2 separate regions of the Homo sapiens genome follow, and region 2 is linked to region 1. A link is an interaction called in ENCODE POLR2A ChIA-PET data of the cell type or tissue named here. Cell type or tissue: OCI-LY7. All regions are shown on one strand.

What was found. ChIA-PET counts read pairs that join two places held together with the same protein. Peaks named below come from ENCODE experiments on the same cell type or tissue, not always from the same donor. Only the 100,000 strongest peaks of a DNase experiment are listed, where the experiment ranks them.
Region 2: POLR2A ChIA-PET joins it to region 1 with 6 read pairs; 2 of 35 experiments call an interaction of 5 or more read pairs at or near these places.

Annotation. Positions count from the first base shown.
Region 1 is chr19:42,006,895-42,011,894 of GRCh38, reverse strand. The region is part of intron 15 of GRIK5 (glutamate ionotropic receptor kainate type subunit 5); the gene reads left to right. Among named protein-coding and RNA genes, the nearest start is that of ATP1A3, 15 kb to the right of the region's middle. In OCI-LY7, no CTCF peak of the experiment used is centred here; no DNase peak of the experiment used is centred here.
Region 2 is chr19:42,183,555-42,188,554 of GRCh38, reverse strand. It overlaps a transcript of POU2F2 not described here. Among named protein-coding and RNA genes, the nearest start is that of DEDD2, 32 kb to the left of the region's middle. In OCI-LY7, CTCF peaks have their summits at 3,828 and 4,037 (motif pointing right); DNase peaks (open chromatin) are centred at 3,084 and 4,054.

The sequences.
Region 1 (5,000 bases):
TCAAGCCATCCTCCTGCCTCAGCCTCCTGTGTAGCTAGGACCATAGGTGCGCTCTACCATGCCCAGCTAATTTTTTAAATTTTTTGTAGAGACCGGATCTCACTTCATTGCCCAGGCTGGTCTCAAACTCCTGAGCTCAAGCAATTTGCCCACCTTGGCCTCCCAAAGTGATGGAATTACAGCGTGAGCCACTGTGCCTGGCCTGTTGGGATTTTCAAGATTCTGCTTATCTCTACTCTTGACTTGTTAACTGTACTTCTTTGTTTTATTTTTCTTAGTGGTTTTCTGGGTTTGCAATATGGATCTTTAATTTATTACAAAATACTTTTTTTTTTTTTTTTTGAGACGGAGTCTCGCTCTGTCCCCCAGGCTGGAGTGCAGTGGCGCGATCTCGGCTCACTGCAAGCTCCGCCTCCCGGGTTCATGCCATTCTTCTGCCTCAGCCTCCCGAGTAGCTGGGACCACAGGCGCCCGCTACCACGCCTGGCTAATTTTTTTGTATTTTTAGTAGAGACGGGGTTTCACCATGTTAGCCAGGATGGTCTCGATCTCCTGACCTCGTGATCCTCCTGCCTCGGCCTCCCAAAGTGCTGGGATTACAGGCGTAAACCACCGCACCCAGCCACAAAATACTTTCAAGTAACATTATACCATTTCACGTAAGATATAAGACCTTGACAACATGATATGTTCCTCTCACCCTCCCGTCCTTTGAGCTCTGCATATCTTATGAACCCCACAATACATTAGGGGTGTGTGTGTGTGTGTGTGTGTGTGTTAGATAGTAAATGCTGGGTGTGGTGCTCACGCCTGTAATCCCAACACTTTGGGAGGCCGAGGCTGGAGGATTCCTTGAACCCAGGCGTCCAACACCAGCCTGGCCAACATAGCGAGACCTCATCTCTACAAAAACTAAGAAACATTAGCCAGGCATGGTGATGCATGCCTGTGGTCCCAGCTCCGTGGGAGGCTGAGGTGGGAGAATTGCTTGGGTCCAGGAGGTTGAGGCTGCAGTGAGCTGTGTTCACGCCTCTCCACCCTAGAGCAGGACCCTGTCTCAAAAACAAAACCAAACCACTAAATGCTTCGTAAGGAAATTTGAAAGTGAGGAATATATCTTTTCTATTTACCCACAAATCTACCATTTGAAGAGGGTGCCCTTCACCCCTTCTGGTACATCCACGTTTCTATCTGGTGTTGTGTTTCTTTTACCTGCAGAACTTCCTTTAATATTTCTTGCTGTGCGGGTCTGCTGGCAATTAATTCTCCCAGCTTTGGTTTTGTATGAAAAATGTGTTAGTGTGTCTTCTTTGAGGGATATTTTTGCCTGCTGTGGAATTCTAGGTTGACAGTTTGTTTTGATTTTTCTTTCAGCATGTTGCATCATCTTTGGGCTTGCACACTCTCTGACAAGAAGTCGACTGGCACTGTTATCTTTGATTCTCTGAATGTAATATGTTTCCCCCCTTCTAGCTGCTTTTAAGATGTTTCTCTTTATTGCTGGTTTTCAGCAATTGATTATAATGTGTCTTGGTGCGTTTTATAAATATGTGTGTTTAGCCTACCTGGGGTTTATGGAGCTTACATCTGCAAGTTTATGGTTTTCATCAAATTTGAAAAGTTGTAGGCCATTACTTCATCAGACTTTTTTTTGGTTATCCCTTTCTCTCCTCTCTTTCTGGAACTCCAGTCACATAGGTAAAGCCACTTATTTCTCAGGCCATTGAGGCTCTGTGCTCATTTTCATCACTTTTTCCTTTCTGTGCTTTATTTTGGATAGATTCTATTGCAGTTCTTCAAATTCTCTAATCTTTTTTTTTTTTTTTTTGAGATGGAGTTCCACTCTTGTTGCCCAGGCTGGAGTGCAGTGGCGTGATCTCAGCTCACAGCAACCTCCACCTCCTGGGATCAAGCAGTTGTCCTGTCTCAGCCTCCCAAGTAGCTGGGATTACAGGCGTGCACCACCATGCTCGGCTAATTTTGTATTTTTAGTAGAGATGGGGTTTCTCCATGTTGGTCAGGCTGGTCTAGAACCCCTGAGCTCAGGCAATCCGCCCCCATCGGCCTCCGAAAGTGCTAGAATTACAGGCCTGAGCCACTGTGCCTGGCTTTTTTTTTTTTTTTTTTGAGACAAAGTCTTACTCTGTTGCCCAGGCTGGAGTGCGGTGGCACAATCTGAGCTCACTGCAACCTCTACCTCCCAGGTTCAGGCAATTCTCCTGCCTCAGCCTCCTGAGTAACTGGGATTACAGGCATGCACCACCACACTTGGCTAATTTTTGTATTTCTAGTAGAGAAGGGTTTTCGCCATGTTAGTCAGGCTGGTCGCAAACTCCTGAACTCAGGTTATCCTCCCTCCTTGGCCTCCCAAAGTGCTGGGATTACAGGCGTGAGCCACCGCGCCCAGCCTTTTTTTTTTTTTTTAAAGATAAGGTCTCAGCCTGGCCAACGTGGCAAAACCCCATCTCTACAAAAAATACAAAAATTATCTGGGCATGGTGGCGGGTGCCTGTAATCCCAGCTATTCAGGAGGCTGAGGCAGGAGAATCGCTTGAACCCGGGAAGCGGAGGTTGCAGTGAGTCGAGATCGCGCCATTGCACTCCAGCTTCAGCTTGGGACAGAGCGAGACTCTATCTCAAAAATAAATAAATAAATAAAATAAAAAAATAACGATAAGGTCTCACTTAGTCATTCAGACTAGAGTGCAGTGACGACCAGGCTCAGTGTAGACTTAAACTTCTGGCCTCAAGTGATCCTCCCACCTCAGCCTCTCAAGTTGCTGGGACTGTAGGCAGGCACCACCACACCCATCTAATTTTTTTATTTTTCTGTAGAGACAGGGTCTGGCTATGTTGACCAGGCTTATCTCAAAGTCCCAGCCTCAAGTGATCCTCCTGCCTCGGCCTCCCAGTGTGCTAGGATTACAGGCATGAGCTACTGTGCCTGGCCCAAATTCCCTCATCTTTTCTGCTGCCGGTGTCTAATCTGTGTAATCCCTTTCAGTAAAATTTTTCTTTCAGATATGTGTATATCATTCTCTAAAAGTTCTGTTCACTTCTTTTTATATCTTCTGTTCCTTTCATTACGTTCATGTTTTTCTTTATACTCTTGAGCATTCTGAATGTATTTATAATAGCTGTTTTCATGTCCTTGTCTGCTAATTCCGTCATCATCTATGTCAATTCTGGGTCTGTTTCAATTGAGTGATTTTTCTCTTGGTTATAGGTCACATTTTCCTGCACCTTTGTTTACCTGGTCCTTTTTTTTTGAGGCAAGAGTCTTGCTTTGTTGCCCAGGCCAGAGTGCAGTGGTGATCTCGGTTCACTGCGACCTCCACCTCCTGGATTCCAACGATTCTCGTGCCTCAGCCTCCCAAGTAGCTGGGATCACAGGCGTGTGCTATCACACCCAGCTAATTTTTGTATTTTTAGTAGAGACGGGGTATTGCCATGTTGGCCAGGTTGTCCTTGAACTCCTGGCCTCAAGCAATCCGCCCACCTCAGCCTCCTAAAATGCTGGGATTACAGGTGTGAGCCACCGTGCCCAACCTGGTATTTTTTTAAAAAATTATGTAATAGGCCGGGCACAGTGGCTCATGCCTGTAATCCCAGCACCTTGGGTGGGCGAGGTGGGCAGGTCACCTGAGGTCAGGAGTTCAAGGCCAACCTGCCAACGTGGTGAAACCTCATCTCTACTAAAAATACAAACATTAGTCAGGCGTGCTGGCAGGTGCCTGTAATCCCAACTACTCAGGAAGCTGAGGCGGGAGAATCACTTGAACCCGGGAGTGGCCAAGATCACACCACTGCACTCCAGCCTGGGTGACAGAGTGAGACTCTGTCTCAAGAAAAAAAAAAAAATTACATAACAGACATTGTTTACATTGCTGAATATATTTTTTTACAGAGTATTTATAAACTTTTTCTGGAATCTAGTTAGGTTACTTGTGAATTACTTTGATACTTCTAGGCCTGTTTTTAAGCTTTTTTAGTGCAGCTTTAGCATTGCCTTTATTCTAGGGCTAACTTAATCCTATTTCTAGTATGTTACACTTTTGGGTCTCTACTGAATGTCTCATGTATTCAATGAAATCTTTCTACTCTGGCTGCAGGGAGCTCAAAAGACTCTCAGCCCTGTGTCAACTCTAAGAATTGTTTTCTCCTTGAAAGTTGCTCTTGTCCAGCCCCACAGAGTTTCACCCCATGCATGCACAGATTGATATTCAGCCAAAGACTCAAGGGGACCACCGGTTTCTGAATCCTCCCTCTCTTTGCAGCTCCCTCCTCTCAGGCACTCTATCCCCCAAATTCCAGCCATGTTGGCCTGCCTGATCACCAGTCTCCGTCTCTGCAACTCAGCAGGATTGCTGGGCTGTTTGGGCTTCCCTTCCTATAAATTAAATCCAGCCAAGCAGCCTGGACAATAAGACTCATTTTGTTTCTCTTCTCAGGGATCACAGTTCTATGATGTCTCTTGTCCTATGTTTTAAATAGTTTCCTGGCCGGGCGTGGTCGCTCACTCCTGTAATCCCAGCACTTTGGGAGGCTGAGGCAGGTGGATCACCTGAGGTCAGGAGTTCGAGACCAGCCTGGCCAACATGGTGAAACCCCGTCTCTGCTAAAAATACAAAAATTAGCCGGGCGTGATGGTGGGCACCTGTAATCTCAGCTACTTGGGAGGCTGAGGCAGGAGAATCACTTGAACCCCAAAGGTAGAGGTTGCAGTGAGCTGAGATCGTGCCACTGCACTCCATCCTGGCTGACAAAGCAAGATCTGTCTCAAAAAAAAAAAAAAAAGAAAAAAGTTTCCTGTATTCTATCCAGCTCTTTAGCTGTTTATGGTGGGAGGGTATTTCCAGACCATCTTACTCTTTTATATCTGGAAGTAGAAGTCTCCGGATGCAATATTTACAACCAGGAAGTCTGGCTTCAGAATCCACACTCCCCGCTTCTGCACCCAGCAGTCACTGAGTCTTCCAGATGCTGGGGTCACTTGGGAG
Region 2 (5,000 bases), 180 kb before region 1:
GGATTACAGGCATCTGCCACCACGCCCGGCTAATTTTTGTATTTTTAGTAGAGATGGGATTTCACCATGTTGGCCATACTGGTCTCAAACTCCTGACCTCAGGTGATCCACCCACCTCGGCCTCCCAAAGTGTTGGGATTACAGGCGTGAGCCTCTGCACCCGGCCCTTTTTTTCTTTTTTTTTTTTTGGAGACAAGGTCTCACTCTGTCACCCAGGTTGCAGTGCAGTGGCACCGTTTCAGCTCACTGCAACCTCTGCCTCCCAGACTTAGGTGATCCTCCCACCTCAGCCTCCTGAGTATCTGGGACCACAGGCACGCACCACCACGCCTGGCTAATTTTTTGTATTTTTGGTAGAGACGGGGTTTCACTATGTTGCCCAGGCTGGTCTCGAACTCCTGAGCTCAAGCGATCTGCCTGCCTTGGTCTCCGAAAGTGCCGGGATTATAGGCATGAGCCACTGCACCAGGCCATAGTCTTTTATAACCTAATCTCAGAAGTAATATCCCATCACTTTTGCCACATTCTATTCATGAGAAGTGAGTCACTTTTGAAATGAAATATAGAATGATTTAAAAAAGTCAAAAGGTTCAGCCCACGTTCAAGCAGAGGGCACCACACGAGGACATGAGTATCAGGAGGCAGGGGTCACTGGGACCTCTTAGGGGTGGCCTACCACAGCCTCCATAATGAAGCAGGCTCATGGTTCTCTTCTCTTCTCCCTGACAGCTTCTTCTGTGGTCCATTTAGGGACTTCATTTCTCTGCCCACCTGTTTTTTTTTTTTTTTTTTTGTGATGGAGTCTCGCTCTGTCGGTCAGACCGGAATGCAGTGGCATGATCTCGGCTCACTGCAACCTCCACCTCTGGGTTCAAGCTATTCTCCCTACCTCAGCCTCCCAAGTAGCTTGGATTACAGGCGCCCACCACCATGCCCAGCTAATTTTTGTAGTTTTAGTAGAGATGGGGTTTCACCATGTTTGCCAGGCTGATCTCAAACTCCTGATCTCAGGTGATCTGCCTGCCTTGGCCTCCCGAAGTGCTAGGATTACAAGCTTGAGCCACCTCACCTGGCCTGTTTTTTTTTTTTTTTTTTTTTGAGACAGAGTCTCACCTAGGCTGGAGTGCACAATCTCAGCTCACTGTAGCCTCCACCTCCTGGGTTCAAGTGATTCTCCTGTTTCGGCTTCAGCCTCCTGAGTAACTGGGATTACAGGCACCCTCCACCACGCCCGACTAATTTTTTGTATTTTTAGTAGAGACGGGGTTTCGCCATGTTGGCCAGGCTGGTGTTGAACTCCTGACCTCAGGTGATCCGCCCGCCTCGGCCTCCCAAAATGCTGGGATTACAGGCGTGAACCACTGCACCTGACCTCTGCCCACCTTTGAAATGTGGCACTTCTCCTGGGCTCTTTTCTGGGCTTAGAGCTCTTCACATTCGGCGTATTCTTCTTGAGGGACATCATCGACTCGTGATTTCAGCTATCAACTCTATGCTAATGATGTCCAGATCTTCAGCCCAGAGACCTCTCTCTATGACACTGCACACAACTGTATCCCAATATAGACTGAAGAACTAATATAACTCTTTGCTGGATCCAGGACATGTCTCATAGGCACCTCAGATATAAGAGGTTCAAGAAAGAACTTTGTCGAATAAGTTCTGTGCCTCCTCCTATTTTCTCCTGTCTCAATGAATGTCACCTCCATCCATCCGGGCATCCAAGTGAGAAACGTGGGCATCATCCTTGGCACCACCCTCTCCCTGACGCTCATATCCAAACATAAAGCCCTGCTGACTTGAGTTACCTCCGGGTTTTTTAAACCTGTTGCCTCCTTCATGTCCCTGATACCAATGTCAATACTGGCCATTAGCATCTCTTGCCTAGGCTATTGCAATAGCTTCCTGGTTTTTCCTGCTTTCATTCTTGTCCTCTCAGATTCATATTCTCAAAAATGCAAAGCTGCTCTTGATGAAAACCCATCAGCGGCTCCCCATGGCCTCCTAGATCAAAAGATACTTAATGATTGGGCCCCATCTAGCCTCTCCAGCAGCATTTTTCTCTTATGGTTTATGCTTTAGCAATCCCAACTGCCTCCCTGCACACAACCTACTCTTCCTCACCTGTGTGCTCTTGTTCATGCTTCCCTCCAATTTTAATGACTCCTTCAGAAGGACTATTTCCCCTTTAAAATTCTTTTTTTGTTTTTGTTTTTGTTTGAGATGGAGTCTCGCTCTGTCCAGCCAGGGTAGCCTGGCTGGAGTGCCGTGGCGCAATCTCGGCTCACTGCAAGCTCTGCCTCCCGGGTTCACACCATTCTCCTGCTTCAGCCTCCCAAGTAGCTGGGACTACAGACGCCCGCCACCACACCCGGCTAATTTTTTTTTTTGTATTTTCAGTAGAGATGGGGTTTCACTGTGTTAGCCAGGATGGTCTCAATCTCCTGACCTCATGATCCACCCGCCTCGGCGTCCCAGTCCCCTTTAAAATTCAAGAAAATGCCGGGTGTAGTTGTGCGCACCTATAGTCCCAGCTACTGGGGCGGCCGAGGCAGGAGGATAACATGAGCCCAGGAGTTCGAGTGTGCAGTGAGCCATAATAGTGCCACTGCACTCCAACCTGGGCAACAGAGTGAAACGGCATCTCAAAAATAAGTAAAATTCAATTTTCCCAGTCTAGTTTTGTGTCCTAGCACACTATAGTGTTGTGATTTATATATGCATTTGTGTCTCTTACTGGACCGTGAGCTTTCTTGATGGCAGGAATTGTGTCCTATTCCCCTTTGTGTCCCCGGTACCTTCTATGGAGGTCATACAAGTATAGATACTCAAGCTGTGTGTATTGGATGGATGAATGGATGAACTGGAGGTTTACATTAACATATGATTTTAAGTTGGTTCTTGGAGTCAAATAGAAGTTAGCCAGGGGGACAAGAGTGAGAAGGGCATTCCAGTTATAGGGAACTGCAAGTACAAAGGCCAAGAGGTTAAGGGCAGATTCAAGGAAGTGGTGGTGGTTTGGTGTGGTTGCAGTACAGGATGCATAGTGGTGCTCCCTGTAGAGGGAGGGGAGCCAGTTACTGTGAAGGGTCTGAAAAGCTGACTAAGGAGTTTGGCTTTTGTCCTGTGTGCAACAGGAAGTAAGAGTTTGAAGCAGGGGAGTGATTTGATCAGAGCCATATTGTAGAAACATTACCCCAGTAGCCAGTGTGGAGGATAGACTAGAAAGGGGGCAAGAGGGGAGACTGGGAGGCCAGGTAGTAAGGAGATTCATGGGCCAAGCAGGAGATGTGGAGGCCTGAACTAGGACACTGGGAGCAGGGAAGAGAGGAGGAGATGGATTTGAGAAATACTCGGTTGAACTCTATGAAATTCCCATTTTGTAAGAAAAAGCTGGGTGATATTGTCAATTTCATATGGTTTAAAATTTTAATATTAATGAAGTAAATGAACTGGATGGGATTTCAATCCTGATTGGATGTGAATATGAGGAAGAGGAAGGTGTCAAGGACAGGGACAATTTTTCTGACTTGAATGCTAGATTGGATGGAGTATCACCATGGGGAGTGGGAACCAAGGTCTAGGGGCATGGTAGAGAAGATGACATGATTAGATTAGACATGTTGATTTTGAGGTATTTTTGGAACCTCTAGGAGGTGGCTGGGTATCCTGATGTGAAGCTTAGGAGAGAGGGCTAAACTGGAGACAAATTTAGGGATTACCAGCATAGAGAAAGCAGTTGTGGGAGGGGATGATTCACCCTGGGAGAGCAGCCCAGACAGAGCTGGAGAACCAAGAGAGTGAGGTTTCTTAGATGCCAAGAGGATTTTGAAAAGATATTTGTGGCTGCATGCTGCAGAGGAGAGTCAGATAGGACTGAAAAGTGCTTGTAGGATTTAGCAAGGAGGAGACTGTCAGGGACAAGGGTGTGTCTTGGGGGGCAGTAGTGGGAGTGCCTTGGACTGGCCTCTGGAAGGGCATGCTGGGCCTGGACTTGGAGGTGTCCCTTCGTCCTTAGTCATGCATCACTTCAGCCACCAGGGGGCAGTGGCCACATGGAATCCAGGTTGGAGGGATTCACTGGGGCCCACAAACTCTTGGAGATGTGGGCAGGGTTGGGGGATAGGTCCAGAGCAGAGGCTGCTTCCTAATGGAGAGAGACATCCCCATGTGAAAAGAGCAGGGAGGAAGTTCTGGGAAGGGCGGCAGGAAGGAGACCTTTCTGTGGGGCAGACAGGAGGCCAATTAGAAATCCCCAGTCTTGGCCCAGAGCGGTGGCTCATGCCTGTAATCTTGGCACTTTGGGAGATCAAGGCCAGTAGATCGCTTAAGCCGAGGAGTTCAAGACCAGGCTGTGCAACATGGCAAAAACCTGTCTCTACCACAAAATACAAAAATTAGCAGGTTGTGGTGGTGCACGCCTGTCGTCCCAGCTACTCAGGAGGTTGAGGCAGGAGAAGGTCGAGGTGGCAGTGAGTTGTGATTGTGCCACTGCACTCCAGCCTGGATGACAGAGGGAGGAGAGAGACCCTGTCTCAAAAAAAAAAAAAAAAAAAAAATCCCCAGTCGTGTCTCATAGTTTCCTTCTCTCTGGGCCTTTTCAGGTGCAGGTGGGTTTTATTCAACATGGTACTTCGAATAGCAATGGATTTGTATTTTGAACCCTGATTTTCTTTGCACTCACTTCTTGATAGTCTTACTCTCCATTCTGTGTTCAAAACATAGTGAACTTTTTTCAGTTCTCACCTGCTTCCATGTGAAAGCTCTTCTTCCATGGGAACGCTTTCTCCATCCTGCCTCCTGTTTATCCTTCAGGTCTTATCTCAGGCATCACCTCTTCTCAGAAGCCTTCCGTCACTGCCCCATCCACCTCCTCTTGGCTCCCATAGAGCCCTATCTTGAGTCTTGAATATTCTGGCTGGTAATTATTTATTTATTTATTTGCAATCAGCTTTATTGTGATATAATTTGCATGCAATAAAATTCACCAGTTGTAAATG